Regions from separate parts of the Homo sapiens genome. Here region 2 is linked to region 1. Evidence: chromatin loops called from intact Hi-C (ENCODE). Cell type or tissue: PC-9. All regions are shown on one strand. Links, peaks and the distances in the headings refer to the core of each region. The heading gives the core; the rest is flanking DNA.

The links. Peaks named below come from ENCODE experiments on the same cell type or tissue, not always from the same donor. Only the 100,000 strongest peaks of a DNase experiment are listed, where the experiment ranks them.
Region 2: it touches region 1 in a loop (1.9-fold over the local background); 2 of 110 quality-filtered maps call a loop at or near these places.

What each region holds. Positions count from the first base shown.
Region 1 is chr6:77,288,067-77,296,384 of GRCh38, forward strand. The region is part of intron 1 of LOC101928570 (a long non-coding RNA gene); the gene reads right to left. Among named protein-coding and RNA genes, the nearest start is that of HTR1B, 170 kb to the right of the region's middle. In PC-9, for the core only: no CTCF peak of the experiment used is centred there; a DNase peak (open chromatin) is centred at 4,895.
Region 2 is chr6:77,360,100-77,368,450 of GRCh38, forward strand. No RefSeq gene overlaps it. Among named protein-coding and RNA genes, the nearest start is that of HTR1B, 99 kb to the right of the region's middle. In PC-9, for the core only: no CTCF peak of the experiment used is centred there; no DNase peak of the experiment used is centred there.

The sequences.
Region 1 (8,318 bases), core at 319-8,318:
TATTTCTAAGTATTTTATCATATTTGTTGTTATCACAATTAAACTCTTCGTTTTGTTCAATATTCTATAGACTTGGTTTTGATATCCTTGACAGTTTTGATAAGTGCTGGCTAGGTATTTTGTAGAATGCTCCTCTGTGGGAATTTGTTTGATGTTTTTCTTTTGTTTAAATTGGATTTGTGGGCGTTTTCTTCAGTGAAGGGTAGAGATCACAGAGATCAAGCGTCATTTTTATTACCTCACTCACACAAGATCATATCAACATGAATTATTATTTACAGCATTAACTTTTAATTCCCTGGCTGAACTAGTACCGATCAGGATTCTCCACTGTAGGTGACTCTTTTCTTGCCCTTTCCATATTCTGTTTATTCACTTTCTATAGCATACTTTTTGAAAGACAATCACTTAAGAAGTGGGGATTTATGTTACTCCTCCTTTAGAGAAGAATATCAATATAAATTATTTGAAATTATTCGACATAGGAGATTTGTATATTTTCCTCTATTTATTTATTTATTTATTCAATCATTTGCATATGTGTCTATGGATTTATGAATATTTAATTTATACTTTGGGCTATAGTCCAACACTACATTATTTATCTTGTTACTCAAATTCTGCCAGCTTTGACAATCACGGACTATTTCAGTTTGCTCCTGTGTACTTTTGATATACCCACTCATTGTGGGGTTTGATTTTTTAGTTCACCATATTCACCATACTGTCTGGCTCTAAAAGATGCTCTAGACTTATCTCATAAATTTTCTTCTCCAGTGCTAGACCACTCATTTGTTTAAGAAGCCATGACATCTTTTATTGGAGAATAGTATTAAAAATAAAGATCTGTTCCATAAAAACACATCGCCTTTGGAGTAACATTGCTTCTTTGCTGACAGAGCAAGAACATGTCAGTTTCTGTAATTCAATTTCAAAAAACTTTTGAGATAAAAATTGTGCCCTGTGTCAGTTTGCTTGAAGAATACTCTGAGATTGCAAGGTATTATATCTTAACTTTTTTCATTTTCAAAAAAAAACATGTACCTGGTTGACTCAGCCTTTTCATAATTTTATTTAACCAAAAAATGTAAAGCATAACTATATACTGTGATTAATATAATTCTGAAACTATAATCCATAACCATGAATTTAAAATGGCTACATTCATTAAATTATTTTTACTGATTCGCTTACTTTAAAAATCATAATTATCCTGAACTTTAATTTTAGAAAATAAATGAATACAAATTTCACTGATATCTTTTCATAATCATATTTTTGCATAAGATTTATTTGACAATGGGTATGATCTAAAAAAAAGTTTGAAAACACACAAATGATCAAGAGAATATCCTAGGCTATTTTGGACTCAGAGTAAATTTTTATTAACACTTTACTTTGTTTATAATCTTCTCTCCCTGAGGAGAACATTAAACCTCTATACCTACAGTTGTGGAATCTTGAATTGGCTAGATGCACTAAATGTGAGTGTGATTTAAACTATTTTATTTTTGTATAAGTTTGTCTTGTGTAACTAAACCAAAATCTCTGTGAAAGTTGAAATATATTATATTTCTATTTTGTGTGTGTGATCCATTGTTCTTGTCACTCAATTCAATTGAAGAATGAAGAAGAGTCCATATGTATACATTGTATAGAATTGTCCTAGAAGTAAACATATCTTAAAATAGATTTCATAGTAGGAAATAAATGGGAGCAAGAAAATCTCATTTTTTTTCTTTCTCTATGTCAACTTGCACAAAGTTGACTATTGTTTCTGGAAACAATAAATAATAACATTTACAAGTCTAACACATCCTCATGTAACCAAAGATAAAGACACATATTTCTCTTAACATCCCCAGATAGCTACATTAGCAGACTCAAGCTATGGTAGAATATGAACCCTTGGAAACACCTTATTCCATGAAGACATTCAGTACTTGTGTCGCTAATTTACCAGCGCTCAAGTATAAATGACAACGCAAGTAGGCCGCTCAGAAATTTTAAAAACAAATAAATTAGAGTCTAAAGTTTCAGACACAGTAGCTATATCATAGTCTGGGGAGAAACCCAAAATAGAGAAGAACCAGTGACAGAGATCAGAGTGTAGAAAATCTGGATATGGTAAATTACAGACCCTCGCACTATCACTGAAATTTTTCCCTCCAATGGAGATATATTTTCTCAGCTATTCATCTTGCCACATACGTACTCCTTTCCTCTCACTCCCTCTCCAAATATAAAAAAAAAAAAAAGAAGACCACACAAGGTCAAAATTATTTGCCTGTTTTTCCTGATTTCTGCCTAACATTCTCTTCTTCTTTTTCCTAGGAAACAAAGGGGAAATGGGGAAGGTGAAATCTCATTTTCCTGGAAAGTGGACGATTCTTTCAGATTATTGCACTGAAGACAGAAAGTAACTCAGATGCTATTTCTGCTTTCTAAGCAGCATTTGCAAAATGAAATGGAGGATGTAAAGTGGGATACTTTCAGATTCTCTCTTTAATGTGTTCAGGGTCCCAAAGGATTCTGACTCACCTGAATCCATTGAGTATGTTTTCTTTGATTAAGGAGATCCAGAGCCACACTTATTAAAAAGCCTCTGCCATTATCCTTGCCAAGTACTTTTATTCCTTTGCCATCAGTTTAGGGACCAGGAGTTTCTTGTCCCCAAAGACAGTTTTAGAGACACCAAACTTCTGTTTTATACAGTTATCTCTTTAAAGTGTCTTCAACACAGTATATGTCTTCTGATTATAGTATTAAATAATGTTTACTTTTATTGTGTAGAGATATAAAATTACAAGCAATGCCTAATAGGCATACTGAACAGAGAGTTCTCTAACTGAATGGCTATCACATGTATTTACTTCCTACCAATGTGCACAGTAATCTAGTAATCATTGTAATCAGTGGACACAGTCATCCATTTCCCCCTCTTAACAGGAAGTCCAGTTCAGGCTGTTGGTACTCCCTAGAATTCTCTTTTCTCTTTTTCCTGTTGTTTTCTCTCTTTCTATCACATTACCCTCTGTTATAAAGGAAGCGAGATCATTTCTGACCTAATCTCCAGGTGTAAATTTGCTAATACTATGACAATCTTTTCATTTTGTTCAGGGGAATGTGAAATGTAGAGAACGTTAACATTTTGCCAAATCATATATATATATACATATATATATACACACACACACACACACAGACACACATCATATATGTATATATGATATATATATGATATATGTATATATGATATAGGTATATGTTAGATGATATATGAATATATATACACATATATGTATATATATATTAGTTACTAGAAAATTATCAGATTAGATTTTTTTAATATAATTTTTAAATTATAACTAATGAAACTAAAAGTAAATAATATAGAGCTGATGAGAATAAAGACTGGAATGAATTATATTGCACAAATAGTAAATAAAATCCAGTTTCATTGGACAAAATATACTTCAAGGAAAAGTTATTGATGGGAAATCAGAGATACAAATAACATTAATAAAAAGAAACAAGAATGATATAAAATACTCACTATACATTTATTAGATCACAAACAAAATCTCATGAATTTTCTCCAAAAAATCAGTATCATAGAGTCCATGTTCACTGCCTGCAATTCAGTGTGATTAGAATTCAAAACAAAATGTTTGCTAAAATATAACATTCAAAAGCTAAAATGTTAACTTTAAATAATTCATAAGCTAAAGTGGAAATCAGGAAGACATTACAAAATATTTAAGCTTGAAATAAACCAAAAGTACAATAAAATGCTTGAGTATTACAAAATTAGGTAAGAACAATATTTGAATGTTAAAAGGCATTTGAAGAACAAAATTTTCAATTCTAGTGATTAGACATAAAATCAGCAATAAAATAAGCCCATTTAATCACAATAAGGATATAATTATAAAGAAGAGTAGTGATTGAAATATGAAAATATATTTTAAAAAGAAATAAAGTTAATTAAAAAACGAGATGGAGAAAACAGTAACTGCAAAAACTCCTGGCAAATATGATTAAATAGAGTCAATCTATCCAGCTTCGTAGAACCTACATTGTAAGTGAAGTAAAATAAAATATCTAGTAAATAAGCCCTTGATTTAACTGTTCTTTGTATTCAAACCACAGCCTTTGCCCTTGGCAGGGCATGAGGTGAGACAGAAGAGCAAGTTCATTGCCTCTGTTTCTAACCAATTTTGTGTAAAGTTCACTGGACGTTATTTTACAAGTGACTGTATTGATAGATGCTTGCTTTTTAAATTCTTTCTACAGGTATTTCAGAAGGCAGTCTAACTAAGTGGAGATATAAACTCCCTGTTTCATACTCCATTTGGTTTCCAACACCTGCTCTCAGAAAAGAAGCTGATATTAACCATAGTGTTAAAAAATTTTATTCTACTCAAGGATAGCTCATGCAAAATTTGACTTCTATCAGTGGCATAAAAGGTTCAGATATAGTGAGGTTCAGGACAAGGCGGGGAGGTGTGCCTCACTCAAGGGAAATTATAATATACATGCAGACACTGGTTTATCTGGGCTAAGCCCAGAGTCACTGCCTCCTTCCCTAAAATGTGTCTCCAGGCACTCTCCACAAACTCAAAGACTATGGCCTTAAACTTGTCATGGTCTATCTCATCAGTTAAGAGTCTAATTAGTATTTGGCCTTTCTAAAGTCTATTAGGCAATTCTCTTAGAACACTCTTACACAAAGTCATTTTTGTTCTAGTTATCATCGGTTTTTGTTTCCGTTAACATCTTAGGAAGACCTTATGCTCATAACATTCCAGGAAATACTTTATGCCTCCCAGCAAAATTTGTTCTTTTATGGTTATTGAAGGACCTCTTAGCAAAGAAAATAAAGTAGATGACTAAGTGCAAAACATTCATTAAAGTGTTCTTCAAACATGTTTTGTATGAAAAAAATGATTTGGCTATAGAGAATGATTGGTATGTCAAGAATTTCATTTCAGGCAACAATTTTGTTATTAGAACAAGCTTCAGTTGTCTACACGTTGGTTTTGTTCAGAAGATGTAAAGCAAGATAAATAGAAAAGAGAACTTCGAATGCTGTTATCTGCCATGCAGGTCTTCCTTTGTAAGTACAGATAACAACAGTGCTAATATTTTTTTTCATTTCCTTGGGTGCTAAATCTCCTTCTCACTGCCCACGATGCCCTTTACACCGTAGCCACTGCTCCAGCAGCTCCAGAGACCTGAACAAATAATCAAGCCATTTGTCTCTTGGGAGGAAAAAATATACTCTTATCTTTAAACTCAGTTTCTTGCATGTCTTGCAAGGAATGACTGAAGTCTAAAGTGTTTCTTATAGTCCAGGATGCCTCAAGAATGAGTCATTTAAAATAGAGGCATTTTATCCTGCAGCCAGTTCTCTAGATAGGTGATTGCTTAAGAAACAATAGAAGGGGGAATGTTGGGAGTAGCTAAGTTCACATGTGTGCAGCAATACACTGCTGTCCCTAAGTGAAGACCCAGAGCTGGATTTCATGTGATGCTCCTGCAGCCCCACAAGATAAATGTAACTTCTGCATGCAGATTACAGTTTTACAGGCATGTATATGTATTCCATCAACAACTCTGGAATTTTCACAAGTGAAGCATTTCTTGCTCTCCTTACATAATTGCCAAGTATCATTTAAAAATACATCCCAGCATTTGAAATACAGAATTTCCATGACAGAAGAGACAGGTCATCATGGTTAAATGATATGATAAAAAGTGTCCCAATTCAAAAGTGAGAAAACCTGAATGTTAATTATAACCTTCTTAGGGTCTCCCATCTACAAAGAAGAGATAGCATCTGCACACCATGGGTGTTATAAAAATATAAGGAGTGGGTATAGGAAAGGGCACTTTGAAAAACATGGACTGTTATAAAAGCAGTGACACCCAAACTTCAGTGTGCATCAAGATTTGTTAAAACATAGATTTCTGGGTTCTAGTCCCAGGATTTCTGACTCAGTGGGTGTGGGTTAGGGCTGAAAATGTGCATTTCTAAAGTACCAGGTGATGCAGATGTTGCAGGTCTGGGTAGCACACTTTGAAAATAACTGATATAAATCAATTGCTTTCAAGCTACATTCAACAAAGCCTGAGAACCCTAGGGGGTATCTAGAGGGTCTCACATAAGGGTCAGCCAAGAAATGTTTCAATGGGCAAGGCTGGAGTCTCCTGGTTCAGCGTTTCACTCTCAGCCTGGACCCCCACGAATCTCTGCTTCAAACACAGTAGCTAGTCATGCTTTTTTTTTATATTTGCCATTATTGGGGCTATAGGTAATACTCTATTTAAAAGAAGTGTTAAAATAATGGATTTGAAAAAAGTTTATCAAAGTGATAACACAATGAACTGTACATCTTTTATATCTTATCAAAATTGTAATGGTGTTTATAAATTATCTGAGTAATTTGATCAAACAGAATACCCGAATTAAATATTATGACCTCAAAATCTGAAAGTTTTGAGTTTGCCTCATTTATCTTTCTTTCCCTAAGTATTTAGGACATTCTAAATTGTTTTAAGTAGGGATGTTGAGGCACTTCTGCAGAAATGGCTATTTCCATATTTGGGGCAAGAAATGTACAAGACAAGCCTGGGAAATCTTAGTTTACCAGGAAGAAGAGTTTTCAAATGACTAGTCAGAGTCATGACATGCAACCTAGGAACCAACATGAAGGGCCTGCTACTAGTAATGTTGGACTAATTTTGTTATTAAAATAATATTGATTGCAATTGATTAAAATAAATCATATATAAAATTACTGTATTGTTAAATTATTTTTTAAAAGTCCCTATTGGACAGCATTGCTGACTACTAGTGCACCAATTCATTAACATTAACATTGAAAAATAAAGGAAAATGTTCAAGCATTTATTCTATAATTACTAAATGGCTTGATTTTCAGAATAACCAATAGAAAGTGAGGAAAAATTGTTCTTTATAGAAAAGGTTCAGCTTAAAAAATGCAAGAAGCATGATAGAATTAGAAAATCACCCAAAGTAAGCTAATGGCCCCAAGACATAATTATTAAATGGATTCTAAAGGTATTAAGTGAAATGTTAATGAGAAACTTTGTGGTATAAATTAGGTTAACCCCACCTGTACCCACTGATCAACTTCAGCATTCACTAAAAACACAAGAACAAGACATTGTGTTTCAAGATATCCTTCAAGGGGAAGTTGAAAGCATCCACCCATATGGGACGTATTTTTGCCAAATAATGTGTCTGAATCTAATCACTCCTCCACATCTAACTACAAGTTCACGGAGAATAGAAGAAAAATTAATTACATCAAAGGAAATGCTCATCCAAACGTGGAAATTGAAGCATTCCATTGAATAAGAGAACTGGTTTCTCCAACATAGCAATGGCATCAAAAGTAGGGTGTGGGCTGCACATTTGGAGTTGAAACAGAAACAAATCACAACAATGAGAACTTAATTTGATTCTAATTTGACAAACAATTATCTATAATCATATGTTTGTGGAAAATTGGAAATATTTTAATATAGACAAGATGTTGGGTATTAGTAATGGAATATTATTAATATATGTGATGATGGCATAGGAATTATATATACTCTTAGAAACCATTACGGGCCCCAAAGAGCGGAGTTGTTAAATTTTTTTAATTGACAGATGAAATTGTATGCATTTATTGTGTCCAATAGGATGTTTTGAAGTATAGGTACATTGTGGAATAGTTAATTCTAGGTAATTAGCAAATGTATTGCCTCACATAGGTATTACTTTTGTAATGAGAAAACTTACATTCATTCTCTTTGCATTTTTTAAGAATAAAATATATCATCATTAACTATAATCACCATGCTTTCATAATAGAGCTCCTGGCCTTATTTCTCCTACTTTACTGTAATTATCCATCTTATGACCAACTTCTCTCCATTGTCTCCTTCCTGCCAACCACCCCAGCCTCTGGTAAATTCCATTCTATTTTCCTACTTTTATGAGATGAACTTTTTAAGACTCTGTGTATAAGTGAGATCATGTGGTATTTGTCTTTCTGTGCCTGGCTTATTTCACTTAACGTAATACCCTCCAGATTCTTCCATATTGTTGTAAATGACTGGACTTTATTCTTTTTTATGGCTGAATAGCATTCCATTCTGTACACATACCACATTTTCTTTACTCATCTGTTGATGGACATTTAGGTTGATTCCCTATCTTAGCCATGGAGAATAGTGCTGCAATAAACTGAATGTGCATGTATCTCTTTGACAACTGATTTTATTTCCTTTGAATAATACCC
Region 2 (8,351 bases), core at 176-8,175, 72 kb after region 1:
AAAAAAAAAAACACCATTCCAAATTGATTGGGTTGTATGGTCACTGCTCAGAGTAGGGACTGATATAACTTGTGTGGTCTATCTATTCAGTTATGTATGTGAATCGTATTATGAGAAAAATCTACCAAACTGGTGAAATGACATGTCAGAGGCTACCCTTTCCCATGTGTTTCATGTAATGAGCAGTTTAGAAGGAGGTTGATCAGGGATCTGTACTTCTGTGCACTGCATCTGCATTTAGGCAGGAAAAAGAAAGTGAGGCAAAAGACAAAGTCAAATATTTTCTTCACATGACTTTGCCAGCTTTATTCTGGAAGTACAGTCCTCTTCAGGTGCTTCTGAAATCCCCTTAGCCAGAACTGTCACATAATCGTAGCTGGAGAAAGGACAGGCATTCAAGTACTGTTTTGGCATTGGCAGAAAAGAGCAATACTGAAGCAGGAACAAATCATGCTTCAGGTGGAAAATAGAGCTTAAACAAATTTCATCTCATTTGGGGCCCAATGGGATCCCAAGCCCAACTTGTGTTAAAATCTTGCTTTTTTCAAGAATGTAGATAAAAAGATAAACTTCTGAACCAGCATTCACTAATGGAGTTAAGAATATTTTGATAAAGCTAAGAAAAGCCTCTTGAGCACCCCGTATCAAAATAATAAACAAAAATACTATACATCTCTGTGGGAGTCACCACTAAAGACTGGAAAAAATAGGCATGATGATTGCTAACATATCACCATTTAACTTGACTGGCATGTGCAGACAGAGGACTCTTGGAAATTTTATGTAATCAACATAAACTTAATCAGGTAGTGATTCCAATCACAGCTGCTATCCCAGAAGGGGACTATTTCCTAGGAAATCACCACAGTTCTGGATACCTGATATGTATTTATTGATCTGACTCTTTTTTTTCCACTTCCATCTGAGTTAGAAAATCCTAGAAGCTATTTATTTTCACCTGACAGGTACAGCTGCACACACCCAGCATACTACAGCAGGTTTTTACTAGCTCTTCATAACTGGACCACAATTTAGTCCACAGGATGCTTGATCATCCCACAGTCTCCAAGGCATCATTCTGATCTTCTTTGGTCATTACATCATGCTCAGAAAATGTAGCGAAACAGAAAATGAAACTACAGATGCCTTTGTAAGACAGGTGTCAGAAAGTAGGTGATACATGGCACTAGCCAACTTAAGTAAAGCTAATGGCCAAGGAGTCCAAGGCATGTTTCCCATTTTTCTTAGCCTGTGTCATTTCATAAAGCAGAGTCTGATGCATGCAGGTAGTTTATTTAGGAAGTGATCCAAGGAAACAGAAGTGAAGGACTTGGAAAAGTAAAACAAGAAAGGAAAGAGAACCATTTTATTGAGTCAGTCAATTCACCTTAGACCTTCTAAGTTGTAGAGAATGTGCCTCTGAACTCTTTCCCTAAGGAATAGAAAGAGAACAATTTATTCACCAGCTCCATTTCCCTTTGGTCAACGTATGTAGTTGTGAAGTCATGAAATTGTGAAGTCATGAAATCTGAGTATGTTTCCACTGGGTTCCATGCCATATGGTGAGAGTTGCCACAGGACAGGAAGTAAGAAATATATGGTACTGTCCTGCTTTCTGTGGAGCTCTGAAATATACCTCAAAATTATCTGCTTGGGCATATATTGAGCATTGTCCAGCCCCAATTATTTACAGACTGCCCATAAGGCGTGCTATAGTTTCAGTGTTTTTCCCCTTCAAATCTTATGTTGAAACTTGATTCCCAATGTCAGAGATGAGGCCTACTGGGAGGTGTGTCTATCATAAGGGTGGATCCCTCACGAAAAGACTAATACCTCCCTTTGGGTTTGAGTTCTCACTATATTAGTTCCCTCAAAAGCTGGCTGTAAAGAAAGCCTGGAATCTTCCTCCTCTCTTTTGCTTCCTCTCTTCTCATGTGATCTTCACACATCAGTAGGCCTCTCACCTTGTACCATGCATGGAAGCAACTTGAGGCCCTCACTTAAAGCAGATGCTGGTGCCATGCTCATTGTACATCCTGAAGAATCATGTGCCGAATAAACACCTTGTCCTTACTTGTCCTTATGATGTCCCAGCCTCATGAATTCCTTTATAGCAAAACAAAATAGACCGACAGAAAATTGGTACTAGGAGTGGGGTTTCACACTGCCAGTGGCTCTATAATTATGGGGTCTAGAGTACACTGGCCCTGCTCTCACAGCTCCACTAGGTACTTCCCTAGCAGAGGCTCTCTGGAGTGGCTCTGCCATGTGAAGCTTTTCAATGCATCTTTTAAAATCTAGACTGAAGATGCCAATCATCCACCACTCTTGCATTCTGGGTGCTTGCAAATGTAACACCACATGGATGCCACTAAATCTTATGGCTTGTACCCTCTGGAGTGGCAGCCTGATCAGTACCTGGAGTCATCTGCAGATAGAGCCAATGTGACCAGGATGCAGGTAGCAGCATCCTGAGGTGGTGCAGAGGGCAACAGAGCTACAGGCAGCATCCTGAGGTGGTGCAGGGCAACAGAGCTACAGGCCTCTTTCTTGAAACACTTCTATTCTCCTAGACCTCTGGGTCTTTGATGGGAAGCACATCCTCAAAGATTTCTGAAATGCCTTTGGGGTCTTTTGCTCATTGCCTTGACTGGTAGCACCTGGCTCCATTTTATCTGTGCTATCTAGCAAGTGGTTGCTTTATAGCACCCTTGGATTCCTTTCCTGAAAACTTTCTTTTCTTCTCTACCACACGACCATATTGTAAACTTTTTTTTTTTTAATTTATACACTCTACCTCTCTTTTAATTATAAGTTCCACCTTTAGGTCATTGCTTTGCTGCCCTTTCTTATCATAAGCTGTTATAAGTAATCTCACCACTTCTTAAACGTTTTAGTGCTTAAAAATTTCTTCCAGATACCCTGGATCATCACTCTTAAGTTCAGCTTTCCACAAAACCCTAAGGCATGAACACAATGCAGTGAACTTCTTTTCTATGGTATAACAAGGGTTACCTTTTTTGGGGGTGGGGGTGGGGGCAGGATGGAGTTTCGCTCTTACTGCCCAGGCTGGAGTGCAGTGGCACGATCTTGGCTCACTGCAACCTCCACCTTCCGGTTTCAAGCGATTCTCCTGCCTCAGCCTCCCGAGTAGCTGGGACCACAGGCATGTGCCACCACGCCCAGCTAATTTTTGTATTTTTAGTAGAGACGGGGTTTCATCATGTTGGTCAGAATGGTTTCAATCTCTTGACCTCGTGATCCACCTGCCTCGGCCTCCCAAAGTACTGGGATTACAGGCGTGAGCCACTGTGCCAGGCCAAGGTTTACCTTTTCTACAGTTCCCCAAAAGTTTCTCATTTCCATCTGAGACCTCATCAGCATGACCTTTACTACGTTTCTATAAGCATTTTGTCACAACCACTCAACCAGTTTCTAAGATGCTCCAAACTTTGCTCATCTTTTAGTCCTCTTTTGAACACACCAAACTCTTCCAACCTCTGCCCATTACCCAGTTCTAAAGCTGCTTATACATTTGCAGGTATCTTTATAGCAACACCTCACTTCTTAGTACCAATATTTTGTTTCTATATGAGACGTTTTATTTAAAATTTTATATAAAGCTTCCAGAAAGCATTTACCTTGCAAATTCTAACTCAAAGTAGAAGATACAGTATTTGGTGAAACTCTTTCCATTTTCAAGATAACAAATGGCACATTTGGATATGTTGTTACAACCCATTTGTTGAATGACCCAAAGGCTGCCAGCTTTGAATGGGTCTTGAACAAAAGACGGCTCTCTGCTATGACTGATATGACTAGACCACAGATGCAATGTTCTTGAAATATCTATGCCAGATTGTGATGCTGAATAATGACTCTTGCATTTTGGTAAAAAATTTACAGCAGATGTCCCTAAAGTTTGAAAGTAAATATTCTTTTGATAGGCAGCTTTTGCCTTGCTTCTAAGCTCCAATAAAAATGGAATGCTTAACTTCTAGGAGAGAATCATGAACCTGAACTACCTTTATTAACTGGGTATTATCTTATCAAGCCTCACAACTGTGATGTCCTCAGCAGCATACAAAGTGAATGTAGTGTATATGAGAGTGAGTATAGGTAGGTGCTAAATGCACAAGGGAGTTTCATAAGCAGGTTTCTCCTGTGAATGTTGTGCCTAAACTTCCACTGCCAACCCAGTCTTGACCCCTACTTTGGGTTTGATGGGGTTCCCTATGATCAGATAATTGAGAAGAAAACATTTTAGCCAGTTATTCAGGTTTCTTGGCAGGACACAGTGGCACTTGATAGAAGTAGATTTATGTGGCGGTCCCGCTTATGTGACCATGAAGGGCACACTGATGTCAGAAAATATTAATGGTAACCAGAAATTCCAATAGTCATTGTTGTGATTCATTGATTCCTGGGAAATAGTCTGGTAGATAACCAAGAACTTGGAAGGAATAAGACTGGATGATTGAAGACAAGGTGGTTTGAGAACAAGATATGTAGTAGACTGGGTCTTAAATGTAGGAATATTTTTATACTATGTGAATGTTTTCTAAAAATGTTTCTACTGCAAATGAGGCTTTCGATAATCAAATGGATATAATGATCTGCTCTGTGGATATTAATCCACCTCATTGTACAGCCAACTCAGTGAGTGTTCATTAAGCTTATTAGCAAGCGGTCCATGTTGAAAAGAACAGATGTTATGCATGGGCTCAATAGATTTTCCCTCTCCAAGACTGACCTGGCGACTAGTACAGTTGAATGTTCAATTTGCCAATAGCTGTGTCTGACCTGATCCTTTAATAAGTAACAAACCCTAGGGGATCAGTCAGCCAGCTAGTGGAAGGTTAATTATACTAGACTTTTTTTTTTCATAAATGAGATAGCAATTTGTCCTCGCTGGAATAGATACTTCATACAAATTTTGATTTTTTTTTCTCAGTTTGCTAATCTTCTGATAGTAATACCATCTGCAGGCTTTATTCAATTCCATATGAAGCATCATGATATCACACTCAAAATTTTTATGACCTAGGAATTTATTTTTCAGCGAAATAAGTAACTAATCTTCTAACTTTAATATGCTTTTTATGCTCATTTTATTGCTTTCAATGCTCAAATTTTATTTTCTTTCTGCAAAGCATCTTTGCTATCTCTTCAAGAGATATTTTCTGGAATCAAATATGCTATTTAGCCAAATAAATATAGAAATATGATAAAGGCAACAAGCATGTTAAAACATGCATTAAGTTTCCTTGGCTCATTGAACATTTGTCCTTATAAAGGTAATGAAATGTACAGTGAAAAGCTTGTAGAAAGTCTCAGAAAAATTTTAGCTATCTTCAAATACCAGGGTATGGCAAATTCCCCACTGGGATTCTGATGCATAGGCATGAGTCTTCCCAGAGGTCACAAGAATATTTTGAACATCATTTCCTTAAGATGTTTGCTATGGTAATAAAATGAATAGAACTACTGAGAGATCCAGAAGCTATTAAAAATATGATTTTTTATGCAGATGGTATATCATAGACTATTAATATCAATATATAGTTTCACCATCATTTCCTAAAGAAGCACAAAACTTAGCAACAATAGTTTAGAATTCTTGTGAACATACATGTAGCTAAATTGTAAACCACAGGATACATATGTTAACAGAAATCTTATTTTATTATCAAATAAAATGCACTAACCATAATTTTTTAAAAAGGAAAAAAACAGTTTTTCTCAACTGCCCATTATTTGTAAAACTCATAAAACAAGTTATCTTCTCTTTTCTCTGTCTTGCTATGGGGAGTTGGAAAACATGATACATTAAAACCATGAAAATTTGTGCCATATATTGCTAAAATGTATTCATTTGATTGCTGAAATGGTTTGGATGTCTTGTCCCCTCCAAATCTCATGTTGAAATGTGACCTCCAATGTTGGAGGTGGGGCTTAATGGGAGGTATTTAGGTCATGAGTGTAGTAGGTCCCTCATGAATATCTTGGTGCTGTCCTCAACATAATGAGTGAGTTCTCAGTCTGAGTTCATACACAATCTGGTTGTTTAAAAGACTGGCACCTCCTTCCTCTCTCTCTTGCTCCCTCTCTCTTGCTCCTTCCCTTGCCATGTGACATGATGGCTCCTCTTCACCTTCCACCACGACTGTAAATGCCCTGATGCCCTCATCAGAAGCAGATATCAGCACTATCCTTCATGTACAGCCTGCAGAACTGTGAGCCAAATAAACCTCTTTTCTTTATAAATTACCCAGCCTCAGGTCTTTCTTTCTAGCAGTGCAAATGGACTAATATAATTGCACAGAACTATTCTTTTTATCGAACTTCCCATAAAAAAGCTTGTAATTGCTCAATTATTCTCTTATAATGATTTCACACTTCTGTAAGTATACATACCATCCATGTGCTTTAACTGTGAACTTTCTGTACTATTTCTAAAACAACCATATGCATTTGAAGCATATGTTAATTTAAAAAGATTAGCAATATGTATATTATGCATTAAACAACCAAATTCCATTACTGCTCTGTCACTGTTTCTTCATGAAGCCAAACACACAGTTGATTCAATATATTATACACATATAAACGTTTACCTATACAAGTGGCTGGTATTACCTAGGCCTTTTTTGGATTGTTTCATTAGTTTGGTATGTTAATAGAATAAAAACAGAACTTTTTTCACTTTATCACTTTAGGCAAAACATGCTCTCAGATTGTTACGGTTCACTGAATGAATTATTATATTTTTCTTTCCCTAGGACATCCATAGTGCAACAATGAAAGCAGATATTCTGAAAGAAGTCACAGCTGAAGGTAGGCTGGTTAGGAATGGGAAAGGAGTAGCTGGGAGGTTGGAGGGATAACAGAGAAAGTTCCAAAGGTTGATTATAAACTACCAAGATAACGGGCAATTATGTGTCAGATTGGGGTTTTAATATTAGCTCTGACATAATTTACCACCTTGAGGTTAGGGAAATGTTTAATCTTTGAATAATTAGAATGTATCATTACATCAAATGTAACAAATCTCAGTCCACCAACTATAGCAAGCAAAAAGTGGCATACATTTAAGACAACAAATGCCCTAGTTTGTGGAAGAAAAACCACTGGACCCAAATTCTACATGTTTATGTTAAAGTTGATATATCGTTATATCAGTCCCTTTGACAGTAATCTAGCAATCTAAGAACTAATTGAATCTTCTGTCATTAGACTCCAGATCTGTTGACACTTTGGGCCATATAATTCTTTGTTGTAGGGGACCATCCTCTGCATTGTAGACAGCTTAACAGCATATTTGGCTGACATGCACTGGATGCCAGCAGGATCCCCCTCCTTGCCCTTGTGAAAAGAAAAAGTGTCTCCAAACTTTACCAAGTATCCCCTGGGGGCAAAACTTCTCATTGTTGAAAATCACTGCATTAGACATATTGAGACAATCTTAATCTGGTCAATTGTGTTGACACAAACTGTTAGAGGAAGAATAATTATTAACATTTGTGTCTAGTCAACTGATCTGGTCACATAAATTCTGTATGTGAATTCATTTTGTTTACCACCAAAGCACAAAGACTTTTCAGATAACTTTAAATAATATTGTACAAGTATAGGGGTTCAGAGGAGCAAGTGAATAATTAAATTTACCTAGAATGTGGAGAAATTGGGTTTGGAATATTCATGACACTAGTTCTATTTCTAATGTTTAGTGACTACCATTGAATAATTTATGTCTTATTATTAGAACACCAGGAGTTATGACACATATTTTTTGTGAAGTTTGCCAACTTTGGACTTTTCAAGCATCAAAATTCAACTCTGTATATTTATAGCTAAACTAGGAACCAGGAAATTTAGATGATTTGGCCATGTCCATAAAGTCACTTCACTGCAAAACAGGAATTGTGGTCTGATATTCTGGCAAATACTTTGATCTTATTTCCATGTACAATAATATTTCTCAAAGATTAGACAGTGGTAGGGTAATGAGAAGCCATTGATGAAGTATAAATTGATCCCCAATTCAACACTTTTATTTCATTCTTTGGAGCAAGTGATATTCACTTCCTAATATTTCCTTTTTGTCTTAGGTCTGAAATGGTTACTTGCTTTTAATACTTAAAATTGGCATAAAGAACCACTAAATTAGGTATTCATTTTTAAAAAGTGTTGTGTACTACTAGAGTTTATTGAAAACTTCAATTTAGCAACCTACTAAACTGTCCTCATAAATATAATATTTGTTAATGTTGCAAACTCCTAATTATGCAAGTTTTTAAATTCTTACAATTTGGAGAAAGAGTACTTTGTTCTCAAGGCACCCTGTTTTT